3 separate regions of the Homo sapiens genome follow, and regions 1 and 2 are each linked to region 3. A link is a contact called in ENCODE Hi-C or POLR2A ChIA-PET data. All regions are on one chromosome and are shown on one strand. The core of a region is the stretch at or near the end of the contact, and the rest is flanking DNA. Distances in the headings are between cores, read along the strand shown. Region 1 overlaps LOC105376222 (a long non-coding RNA gene). Region 2 overlaps RGS3 (regulator of G protein signaling 3). Region 3 overlaps RGS3 (regulator of G protein signaling 3).

Region 1 (3,728 bases), core at 1,166-3,665, 39 kb before region 3:
TCCTGACCTCAGGTGATCCACCTGCCTCATAACTCCCAAAGTGCTGGGATTACAAACATGAGCCACCGTGCCCGGCCCCTATGGTAAATCTATGTTTAGTTTTTTGAGGAACTGCCAGATTCCACATCCACTTCCAATTTCTCCACATCCTCACCAAAAACAGTTATTTTCCCTTTTTTAAAAGTTACAGCCATCCTAGTGAGTGTAAAGTGGCAATTCATCATGGTTTTGATTTGCATTTGCCTAACGACTAATGCTGTTGGTCATGGATATGCTTTTAAATTATGATTTTAATTGCCATGCAAATTCCATTGTAGGTTACTATATTTTTAATTGGCTATTATTGAATATTCAAGTTGTTTCTATTTTTTCAAATTCACTCATACATATAAGCCTTTGTGAATCATAATCATCTCTGATTCAATGACATTCATCCATTCACTCACTTATTCAATAGCTATCTACCAAGCCAGGCCTGTTCTAGGTGTTATTGCACAGTACTGAGCAAGACAAAACAGATCTGATCTCTGCCCGCCTACAGCAGACGGTCCAGTGATTTATTAAATGTTTGTGCAAATAAGTCGATCAGCAGGCTGACAAGTATCAGTAAAGAAACACACAGGGCACATATGTAAGAGGAGCGCATCATTCAGAGTGGGTGGCCAGGAAAAGCCAGCCAGGGGTGGGAGATGGGGAAGAGCATTCCAAATAGAGGGAACAGCATATGCAAAGCTGTTGAGAAACTAACAGAGACCTGAGTGCCCGGAGACGGGGGCAAGAGCAAAGAGGGAGGTGAGGGCTAAGGTGGAGGGAATGGAAGCGGAGGTAGGCTGGACTGTGCTGATTGGCAGCCCGCTGCGGGAGGGCTGAATACATTGACAATTGTTTTATTTCCAATGTGCCATTTAAAAATAGCAAAGAAGGAATGAAGAGAAGGAAGAAGTGGGGGAGAGGGGATTTCTGAGGATGGAACACTTAAACAAATGGGGTCCTGCCCTATCTGTGCCTACACTGGCCAAGGTGAGCATCTGTCAGTTGTCCAGCCCGTCAGTCACCTGCCACTGTCTATGCCTAATCTCAACAGCTTACACCACACATGATACTGAGTGATCTCTACCCCTGGCCAAGTGGGTATTGTGACCTAACAGCAGTCAATCTTGAAGTTGGCCAGTGGGCTGAGAAGTGGCCTGGTGTGGTATAAAATATAAATATTTGGTCTTGGTCTCTAATTCCTGGCACAGAGCTCCTAAAACCCCTGAACGTATTGCCTTTCATATGCTAATGAGATGACTTATGGAGGAGCCCTAGAGAGCTTCATGATGAGGGCTGGTTACCCCCACACCCCCTACAGCCTCCATGGGGGTAAGATGGGCTGGAGATTGAATTCAATCGCCAATGGCCAATGATTTAATCCATCATAATGAAACTGCAAGAAAAACCCCTAAACAACAGGGTTTGGGAGCTTCAGGGCTGGTGAACACAGGGACTCGCTGGGAGGGCGTGGAAGCTTTGTGCAAATCCCCCATGTTTTGTTCCCTGCATCTCTTCCATGAGTCTGTTCTTGAGTAGTATCCTTTATAATCCACTGGTAATAGTAAGTAAAGCACTTGCTGAGTTTTGTGAATTGTTCTAGTGAATGATCTAACTAGAAGGGGAGGTTATGGGAACCCTGAAATTCAGAGCCAGGCAGTCAGATGTACAGATGGTCCCTGGACTTGTGTGTGACTGGTGGCTAAAGGGGGACAGCCCTGTGGGGCTGAGCCCTAAACCTTGGGGTCTGCACTAACTCCTGGAGTTGGTGTCAGAATTGAACTGAATAATTGAACACCTAGCTGGAGTTAGGGAATCAGAGACCTCATATAAGAACTCACTTAATCCTTGGCCTGTCCTGGTGGGGGACTTCCAAACCAATCAAGTCCTCCCTCTGGGAGCATTGAGTGTAAGTTAAGAAGTTGGGAGTGAGAGTCGAAGCAGGAAAGATTCACAAAGGGAAGCAAAGAGAAACTGGGCTACAGAAGCCATGAGCTCACCGGAACTGGACAGCAAGAGAAACTACAATGAGGCAGAGGCCTCAAGAAGCAGAAGGCATGTGACAGAAAGGGGAGGAGAAGATGCAGGAGAGGAAGGGCAAGCTTCCTCTACCTATAGGGGCAGGTAGAGGAAGAGGCAAGCTGATCACCAGAGAAGGGCTGGAGATGACAAATTAGCCTGGATCTGAACAACTCTCCACTTCTCCTAAGAGCTTTCTAGGCTCTGAGAGCCCTGGCTAGGCTACGGCTGAGGTTCTGTTTCCCTCATTTCCTCCTGGAGTCTGCTGCAAGTGACCTGGCAGTGTCTGCTCCTTACGCTGTCTCTGGTTCCAGGCACGTGGGCCTGGGCTTGGCTCAGAACTCCCCAGCCTCGTTTTGCAGAAAAGGGATCTAGGAGAAGGAGAAAGCTCTGTAGAAAGGCATAGGAAATCCTCAGGGCGGGGCCGCCATGGAGAACAGGGGTGCTGGGGTTGGCATAGGGGTCCAGTGGGTGCAGCTCAGAGATCCAGGAGCCAAGAAGCACAGATTTGACTCTGAGTCACTGGAGGCCCCCGAGAAAAGGCTGTGCCCTCTCTGGGTCTCAGTTTCCCCATCTCTGAAAGTAGGTGACTTCTGCATCCCATTCCAGCATGAATATTTGTTGAATCTGTGACATGAGAGGAAAAATCATTTGCAAAAGAAAGAGCCAGAAACTTAGAAATCCAGTAGGCCAACACATGTTTGAGAAACACAACATCGAACATTCAAGATAACTAATACAATTTCATTTCAAAAATCTGAAGTTTAAAACTGCATAACGTCGAGATATTTGAAATACTGGGCTCTGAGGGCCGGTGGGAGGAGAGGGCTCAGGTCTGCTGACGAATGTCCTCCTCTACACCAAGAGGACAGCATCCACTCCAAGGCCAACAGAGCCCCAAAATGAAATCCCTCAAATTCCACAACGTCAGAAGAGTTCAAGCTTCTTAAAGTTCCCCAGGTTTAAAGATGCTCCAGATTCTAAAATGTCCAAGATTTCAAAAGATCCTGAAAGCTCTGAAGTTTCCCAGGTTCTCAAACTTTCATAGGTCTCAACTTCCCAAATTCTAAAAGTCCCAAATACACACTGTGAGCCTAGTCGGGATCTGGCTTGAGAAACTTGAAAGCACAGGGGCCACCATCTTTACTATCTGCTTTTTCTCCAGCCAGAGGCTGAGGCCCTCCCTTTGGGCATAGCTGTCCCTGAGGGTGAGGGAAGCAGGCAGTGTTTTCTGTGATCAGGGTGGTCCCCAAGTGGAGTAAGTTGGGCCTTCATCCTTCTCCATGCCTCCGGGAGCCCTAACCCTTCTCTCAGTAAGGACAGCTACTGTCTGGGGTCCTGGGCCCCCAGACTCACCTTGTCATTCATTCCCAATGGCTCTGTCCTCAAGAGCTTACAGTCTAGCGGGGCCACAAACAAGCAAGAGAAAGGGTCCCTTGAAAGGATGTTCACAGGGCAGTGGCCCGGCCAGGTGTGACCCCCTCTGGGGGGCCTGAGCTCCTGCCCTGCATGACGTCCTCACCTGCCGGCTGCACGCAGGTTACATCCCAAGGATGCCAGTCATCAGCTCCAGCCTCAGGAGGAAGCATCTTAGAGGCTCCAGTCCACGGCAGGTCAGAGGGCATCTCCAAGACCGCTGCCTGCCTTGGCTTCTGCTGTTTTGGACCTGCTGGTCCAAC
Region 2 (4,209 bases), core at 1,431-3,930, 39 kb after region 3:
TCTCAAAAAGTTAAACATGAGTTACCATTTGGCCCAGCTATTCCACTCCTAGGTGTACACCTAAGAGAAAAATATATGTCCATACAAAAAACTTGCACACATATATGTATAGCAGCATTACACAGAATAGCCAAAAGGTGTAAACAACCCAAATGTCCATTAACTGATGAACGGTTAAACAAAATGTGATATTCCATACAACAGAATATTATTCAGCCATGAAAAGGAATTAGTTGCTGATACATGCTACAACATGGATGATCCTGAAAACATTAGACTAAATGAAAGAAGCCAGTCACAAAAGTCCAAATATTATATAATTCCCTTTATATGAAATGTCCAATATAGGCAAATCTACAGAGATGAAAAGTATGAACTAGTGGTCGCTTAGGGTTGGAGGAGATGGGGGAAATAATGGATGATAGCTAAGTAGTATGATTTCTTTTTGAGATAATGAAAATATTCTAAAATTGATTGTGGTGATGGTTACACAAGTGTGTGAATACACTAAAAATTACTGAATTGTGTACTTTAAATGGGTGAATTGTATGATATTTGAATTAAATCTCAATAAAACTACTCTAAAACAAATGATAGATATGACTAATAAGTCAGAAACATCTGTAGTTTAAAGAAATAATAAAAATAAAAGGCTAACACACAAATATCCTTATTATATAAAGAGCTCTTTGTGAATTAATAATTAAACTATAAAAATCCCAATAGAAAAATGAGCAAAAGACTTGAACAGGCTATTCCCAAAAGAGGCAACACAAGTGACCAGAAGGCATATAAATAAATATTCAACATCTCTAATAACGAAAAAAAGAACCTATTTAAAAATGTAACAATATACCATGTTGGTAATGATGAGGAGGAATAAACATTTTCTTATCCAGACTATCTCGGTTTACTTGATTTGATTGAGGAGTTTCCTGGCAAGCAAGATTTTCAATGCTAAAAAGGGAAAAGTCCCAGGCAAAGTAGGATGAGCTAGTCAATTCAGATGAGATTAGAAATCAGTACAACCATTCTGCAGGGTAATTTGGCAATAGGATCAATAATCCATTTTATAAATATATAACCTTTGACCCAGAAACTCTACTAACAGGCATTTATTCTAACAAAACATTCATTCATTCAACAAATATTTGTTTATTTAGTTCCTTTTTGAGATGAAGTTTCACTCTGTTGCCCAGGCTGGAATGCAGTTGACACAATCTCAGCTCACTGCAACCTCCACGTCCCAAGTTCAAGCGATTCTCCCACCTCAGCCTCCCCAGTAGCTGGGACTACAGGCATGCGCCACCATGCCTGGCTAATTTTGTATTTTTTGGTAGAGACAGGGTTTCACCATGTTGGCTAGACTGGTCTCGAACTCCTGACCTCAGCGATCCACCCACCTTGGCCTCCCAAAGTGGTGGGATTACAGGCATGAGCCACCGCGCCCAACAAATATTTATTTAGAGTCGAATGCGTACTAGGTGTTGAACTGGATGCTGGGCATGCCAAGATACACCTAAGAGGATTTTTTTTTCATTCAGAGACAGGGTCTCACTGCTGGAGTGCAGTGGTGCAATCATAGCTCACTGTAACCTCAAACTCAGGCTCAAGCCATCTCCCATCTCAGCCTCCTGTACAAGGATTTTTATCTGAAATTTTTGTAACAAAGAAAAATTGCAAGCAACCTGAATGATAAACAACTGAAGATTACTTAAATAAAGCACGTTTCATCTACACAATGAAATACTCCACAGGCACTGAAAATGATGTTGTAGAAGAATATTTATTGAAATGGAAACATGGATACACTACGCTGTTAAATGGGGGAGAAAAAGCAGGTTAGAAAAATTGCACCAGTAACCCCAATTTGCAAATAAGATATATGTGTGTATAAACGAATGCCTGACAGGACACATTCCAAAATGTTAACAGTGGTTTATCTCTGGGTGCTGGGATTAAGGATGAACTTCATTTTCTTCTCCTGGTTCATCTGTATTAAATGTTTTCTTCATAATAAACATCAATCACATGGATTACTTTTGCAACAATACAACAAAAAAAAAGTCAACTGCATTCAAACAAACAAACAAACAAAGAAAAAAAACACCTTCCCATGCCTCATGAGTGGAGGCCCCAAGGAAGGGGGTTATAGAAAGTCAGATACATGTTCACTGCTTGGTTTTGCAACAAGAGCTACTATTAAGTACCTACTGCATGCCAGGCATTACAACAGATCCCCTTTGATCTTCACAAGACCCCAGTGAAATCAGCGTTCTTGTCTCATTTTACAGATGCTCTGTGACCCATCAGTAATCCCATGGCTAGTGAGAGGAAGAGCTAGGATTTGAACCCTGGCCTGTCTGTCTCTAAACCTGCAGGAGGCTGCTACTACCTCAGCTGCCTCTGCTTGTTCCTGGGGAGGGGCAGGGAAAGGTCCTGAGCCACTGAGGCCTCTGTCCTGCAGGCCAGATCTAGGCTGGCCCTTGTCCTCCCTCCCTGCAGACAGTCCAAAGAAAGGAGGACAAGTCAGCAAGGGAGGGGACACCAGCAAGAGGAGGTGTGGCACTGGACAGCCGGCTGGCTGAGGTCAGGGCTCAGGGTGGGCCAGCTGGGGACTCCTCGCCTGCCAGGCGACTCTCAGGAAGCCTGACCACATCCGGTCCCAGGAGTTCCCAGTCTCTGTGCGCCCAAAGGCAGTGACAGCAAACCTCAGCACAAGGCCTGCAGCCACTGTGCTGAAACAGCCAGGGAAAAACAGCCTGCCAACTGGGCCCTTCTCTCTGGGCTTGCTTGACACCAGCCAGTGCTTTCTGCTCTCCGGGCCTCCAGGGCCTCCTCGCCTGTATGAGGAGGGGGTGTGAGGGCTGATGGCTCCAGGACTCTCCCAGATGGAATTATGTGACTCCATGGGACTTCCTCACATCGGGCCTGGCAGGAAGAGGAAGGGGGTGAGGCCTCCCCACCCAGCTCCCGAAGGAGCCCCCTCCTCTTCCCCTCAGCTCTGTTCCCACTGCTATTTTTAGAACAGACCACAGGGAGTGTCTCCACCACTCCAGCCATGCTCCTAGCTGCAGGTAAAACACAGCAGCCCCATTCATTCTGCTCCAACAAGCACATGCCAGGAATTTACAGATAAGCCAGAGGACTAGACAACCTCTCCCCACGCCACTAGCTGAGCTGCTTTCTCAATATTTCCATTACAGCCCAACACAGTGACTTACATTTCCCAAGGCCAACACAGTGAGTTGCTGAGTGAGACAACCCTAAGACCGTCTGTGACCCCTTTCCTGCCCCCAGCCCAGCAGAATCTTCAGAAGTCCCCGACTACATGCCCTTGGCCAAGTTTTTGCCTCTTTCACTTGGTTTCTACAACCTAGCTTGTTAATCAATTGATCTCAGTGGGGGAAGGAGGAGGCTTTCCAGCTCCACATTCAAAGTTTCTATGGTTCTACCAATATTCTAGTCACTCATAAAATAAATACTATATTCCCAAAGTCCACCTAAGTATTGATTACAGGCCTCTGAATGCATTTTCCCACTCAAAAGTATGTTATAAATGGTGGTCAGCTTCCTAGGCCAGCCTACTTAACCCTTAATAGTCTTCCATCAAGTAGAAACAGTAGAAAACCATATAGCAATAATAGACTTCAACCAAAACAGAAACACACTAACACTTAGGACAATTTTTTTGAATTTATCTTGGGTAGTGTTATCCCAGCAAAAGTGGGTAGGTACTAAAGGTGATGAAAAAGCCAATGGCAACTTATCGGGAAGAGTCTGAAGGAGACTTCTGACCACACCAGAAATGAAAGGACTGCAAACCAGTGACCACAAATTCCACGCGGAAATTAGCCTGATGGCTTGGACTGGGAGTTGGAAAGGTTAAAGAATGTACTTGCATACATATTAGGTTGGTGCCAAAGTAATTGCGGTTCTTGACATTGCTTTTAATGGAAAACACCACAGTTACTTTTGCACCAACCTATATACACGTGAAGTTGAAACAAAAGAGTTCAATGTGTATACTCAGCCACCTGAGCAGAAAGGAAGGAGGGAAGGGGAAGATATTGGGTTGGAGAGCCCGTCTTGTGCTGGCCTCCAATGGGGGAGGCTGGAAGAAGCACCTCTAGGGGAGAGGAGGCAGTAATGTGCTCATAATTTGGGTGTCTGTGATGAGGACCCCTTTCTGTCTAAATATACCTATGT
Region 3 (4,068 bases), core at 929-3,428:
CGGGAAGTGCTGCCTCCTTCCTGAGAATGCTGCCCCACCAGAGTTGTAAACATACATGTGTGTACGTGCACACAGAGGCACACACCGTATGGTGTGTGATTTCAGAGCAAGTGTTTGGAACCAGACCTGGATATAAATCCTGCTTTCACCAACTTTGGGTAAGTTTCCTAGCCTCTCGGCTTCCATTTTTTTAGCTATGGCTTAGGCATAGTGACAGCCACTTCACAGGGCTGATGGAAGGTTCACCAGGATAAACTCTGGACCCCAAGGCCCAGTCCTGGCACCCACGCTAACCTCAGTAACCAGTGGTCATTGCCCAGTGAGTGTTACCACTGTCACCATTCAGGGCACCCTTCAGTGCACATACAGGCTGCACTCATGCTGGCCTGGCAAGGCCATGCCCAAGGCCCCCACCCGTGGGAAAGAGCCCTCGGGCCCTGGGCTTCCTCCCATTCTAACCTCAGCTTCCGTACTTTATCGGCTCCACACAATGGGCCTGGGGACCACTCCCACCCAGCCGCCATCCTCAGCCTCTGCGCTGCTGGGAAATGGGCTCTTCCTTCCACTGTGGGGAGGAGAGTGTCTTCAGCAGGGACTGACCCAAGCCTAGCAGCCTGACAGAGGGGCTGGGCAGCTCTGGCCCTAGGAGTCAGCCCCCTGGGCTGCTGGGGAAACCCCAGCACCAAAAAGAGCCTGTGAGCCAAGGAGAAATTGAGGTGAAAAAATCGGGTTCTGATTCCCAGCCCTAGGGACTCACCATAGCTGCAGGGAGGCTTTGGCCTCTGACCTTGGAGGGGGCCAGAGTGGCTCCTCAGACTCTTCCCTCCCCTCCCACAGCTGCATCAATGCCTGCCCAGGGCCTAGTCTGCAAAGGCCCTCCAAAGGGATTCTCCTTTCCATCTTCTCCCCACTGTCTCACTATGTGACCTTGTCCAGCTGAAAAGCAGATGGAGGTGAGTCCAGGACCATACAGCCCTTCCTTCACTCCAGGCAGAATCCCTGGGCCCTGCCCAGCCTCATCCAGCCACCTCCAGGGACTAGGAGCTCACCACCTCTTGGAACAATAATTATAATTCTTACTGTAATTATAACTGTAATTATAGTAATGATTAAGAGTGTAGATTTTTAATTGCCTGGATTTGAAGCTTAGCTCAATCATTTATTAGCTCATTGACCTTAGCTCAGTTACATCCCTCTCTGTGCCTCAGTTTCCTTATTTGTAAAATGCGGGTAATAACCGGACTTCCCTCAAAGGGCTGTGGTGAGGATTATGTAAGTTAACACGGGGACGTGCTCAGCACAGCGCCCAACACACAGCAGTGAGCAAGTACTCTCAGCTAGCATGGGTTTTGCCATTATTTATTGAGCGTTCACTACATGTCAGGTGCCGGGCCAAAGTGTTTTAACATACTTTATCTCATTTAATCTTGGCAACGATTCTAAGAGCTAGTTACTGATATTTCCCCTCAGTGTGCAGCTGAGGAAACAGATGCCCAGGGCAGTTTGATAACTGGCCTGGGCTCTCTGAACTAACAAGTAGCAGAGAACTGTGGTCTGGGTCCAGAGCCCACTAGTGACTGAGCGCTCGTCTGTGAGCAGGGCTCAGCTGGTTTCCCTATTGGTCCTGGTCGGACTTCTGGGGCTCCCTGGCCATCCATGGCTGCCCTCTCCGATCCAGCCCAGGCTGGCAGGCCCCATGGAACCACGTGGAAACAGTGGATTTAAACTCTATACTTACTTGTTTACACATCCGAAATAATTCTTTAGGCTTTTTAAAAATAGGAGGCTTGAAGGTATTATCGTCTTGGAGCTGGAAGGCATTTTTGGGGTCCTCTCGTCTGATCTCTGACCTACGTGGGAGCTTAGTGAAACAGGGCTGGCACCCTCTGTGGACCACCTCTGCCCAGGCCAGTCCCCTGCAGGGGAGGAAGGAAGCAGGGCCAGGGAAGGGCTGCAGCCTGTGGTCTCCTCACTGTCAAAGAATAGCCCATGACCCTCTGTGCTGAGCCAGATAGGCTGGACTAGAATTCAATGGCAGCATCCTGGACCCAAACACAATTATTCTCCGGGGCTTCCTTGACTCCCCAGGAAGAAGGCCTGTGATCTGCTCTGCAGGGCCTCCAGGGAGCAGCCAGGAAGGCAGGGGTCTGGCGGCAGGGGGCACCATGAGACCACTCAACTCAGCACAGGGCGCCACACCCAGGGGATGGCCAGCTGGAGAACCATGGCGGGGAGTGGGGGCAGGGGGCTCTCCCTCTCTGGACTCAGTCAGCCCATCTGTGAGATCACCATGGTCGAGCAGACTATCTCTGAGGTCTGCCTGTTCTGACATTCCTACTCACAGTAGAAATTGCTCAGCACATAAGAGGGCAGGATAACAGGGGTGTGGACCGGAGACAACGTCGAGACTGAATGTCACCCTGTGGCAGGCAGCATGTACTCTGGGCAGCCTCAGCTTATCCGCACAGCAGCACAAATGACCAGCCCAAGCTTTCTACGTACTGCGCCCTGGAACCCTTGGGACAACTCCCGGGGGACTCCGTGTTCCATTAATAAGAGAAAACCGAAGCTCAGAGAAAGAAGCAACTTGGCCAAGGTCTCAGAGCCAGGGAGGAGGAGGCAGAGCTGAGACTTGAACCTGGGTCTGTCTGACTCCACAGCCTGAACACTTCACCCCTCCCCTCTTCACCTCTTGCCTGGCATTGCCTAGGAATAGTGGCCCATCAGCATCAGGGGACCCTCCCAGAAGAGCCAGGCCAAAGCCAGGAAGATAGAAGTCATGGGGGAACCTGCCACTGTCCCTCTGCCAGTCCCCCACCCCCGGCCCCTCATCAGCATGAGGTCTCAGAGTCTAGGGCAGAGCCACAGAGGACTGACTAGACAATGGTGAGGCCTTGTCCAGTGCCATCATCACTTGCTGCTGTGTGGCTGGGGACAAAATATCTCTCACTAGCCTCAGCCTCCCACTGTAAGCCAAGTGCCTGTCCACTTTGCAGCAGTGTCAGGAAGGTGAGAAATGGGGTCTGGTGGTACTTCGAATGGCGGCACAGCCAGTACTACCCTGGTTACTGCTCTTCTCCCCCTCCCCCTCCACATAACATGATTACCATTTATGCAGCACCCACCAGGTGCTGAGCGCCAGGTACTGCCCTAAATGTTTTACCTGTGTTAAGCTATTTAATTTTCCCAGCAACCCTAGGAAGGAGGCATTATTACCATACCCATTTCACCAAGGAGGAAACTGTGGCTCACAGAGGGGCAGGGACTTGCCCAAGGCCCAGTACCAGTAAGAGATGGAGCTAGACCACGGTGTTTGTCCCATCCGGGGCTTCATCTCCTCTTGACAAGTTTCCTACTGAAGCTACTGGTGGAAGAGGGCAGGATGTGAATGGCAAAGGGCTCAGGAACTGGTGTGTGGAAGCCACATGGAAGGGTGGCCACCACCAGGCTGGGGGCAGCCTCTGATGTCTCTGCCAGCTCAGCCACTCAAACCCAAGAAAGGAAGTGACCGGCTAAAAGTTGGTGGGACAGGGGAGGGTGCCAGTGGGAACCTTGGGCACCCAAAGGAGGAAGCTGAGACAAGAGAGAGCTGGTCCAGGCCTGCTAGACTCCCAGGCAGGAGTATGTGTCCCAAAATAGGAGCCGAGGTCAACTGAGCTGGGGAATTAGATAAATGCATACATATGAATGTGTGTGAATTTATCTGTATATAAATAGTTTTATTGGAGCAAGTGTGGTGAGGGGAATAGAACTGGGAAGGGTGTAGTGGGGGAATCAGGATTGGGAAGCCCAAGGCAGGTGGGCCTCAACCGCCCTCCAAAGAGGAGTGGCCAGGCCTGATCTGAATGAGCCTGAGGCCTTGCCTTGGAAGGACAGCGTTCCGGACTCTCTCCTGTAGAAACCATCAAGAAATGGCCTAAGATGGTGATATTCAAACTTTGGCAAGATCATGATCCCTCGGGGCATGTTTAAAATATAGGGTCTGGGCACCACCCCTAGAGATTCTGATTCCAGAGTTCTGGGTATGGGGACTAGGAATCACATATTAATTACCTCCCCTTGGTGATT

Evidence for each region. A loop is a pair of places that touch in the nucleus more often than their neighbours do. ChIA-PET counts read pairs that join two places held with the same protein, here RNA polymerase II (POLR2A). Pooled maps may share reads with other maps.
Region 1: a map of DLD1 shows a loop between it and region 3 (4-fold over the local background). The contact joins two enhancer-like sites. A Hi-C loop is called at or near these places in 20 of 168 maps with a recorded cell type or tissue (B cell, DLD1, IMR-90 and 11 more), 13 of 37 single-sample maps with no recorded cell type and 32 of 50 pooled maps. POLR2A ChIA-PET finds 5 or more read pairs at or near these places in 20 of 52 experiments (A549, AG04449, AG04450 and 15 more).
Region 2: a loop to region 3 is called in a map of endothelial cell of umbilical vein, with 3 times the contacts of the local background. The contact joins two enhancer-like sites. A Hi-C loop is called at or near these places in 17 of 168 maps with a recorded cell type or tissue (CD8-positive, alpha-beta T cell, PC-9, aorta and 9 more), 4 of 37 single-sample maps with no recorded cell type and 19 of 50 pooled maps. POLR2A ChIA-PET finds 5 or more read pairs at or near these places in 13 of 52 experiments (CD4-positive, alpha-beta T cell, CD8-positive, alpha-beta T cell, MCF 10A and 9 more).

Annotation. Positions count from the first base shown.
Region 1 is chr9:113,625,583-113,629,310 of GRCh38, reverse strand. It overlaps LOC105376222 (a long non-coding RNA gene), which reads right to left. Exons shown (of 4, transcript XR_007061739.1): 3 at 3,572-3,728; 4 at 520-2,676. Among named protein-coding and RNA genes, the nearest start is that of RGS3, 160 kb to the right of the region's middle. Within about 2 kb of position 2,415, at least 8 of the 41 ENCODE cell types and tissues checked have a DNase peak (open chromatin) inside an H3K27ac peak, as active enhancers do; they include ascending aorta, heart left ventricle and heart right ventricle, where a contact is called at or near this core.
Region 2 is chr9:113,547,327-113,551,535 of GRCh38, reverse strand. The region is part of intron 17 of RGS3 (regulator of G protein signaling 3); the gene reads right to left. Among named protein-coding and RNA genes, the nearest start is that of RGS3, 86 kb to the right of the region's middle. Within about 2 kb of position 2,680, at least 29 of the 41 ENCODE cell types and tissues checked have a DNase peak (open chromatin) inside an H3K27ac peak, as active enhancers do; they include endothelial cell of umbilical vein, heart left ventricle and heart right ventricle, where a contact is called at or near this core.
Region 3 is chr9:113,585,986-113,590,053 of GRCh38, reverse strand. The region is part of intron 18 of RGS3 (regulator of G protein signaling 3); the gene reads right to left. Among named protein-coding and RNA genes, the nearest start is that of RGS3, 120 kb to the right of the region's middle. RefSeq lists enhancers at 86-585, 586-1,087, 2,484-3,261. Within about 2 kb of position 2,178, at least 14 of the 41 ENCODE cell types and tissues checked have a DNase peak (open chromatin) inside an H3K27ac peak, as active enhancers do; they include ascending aorta, endothelial cell of umbilical vein, heart left ventricle and 1 more, where a contact is called at or near this core.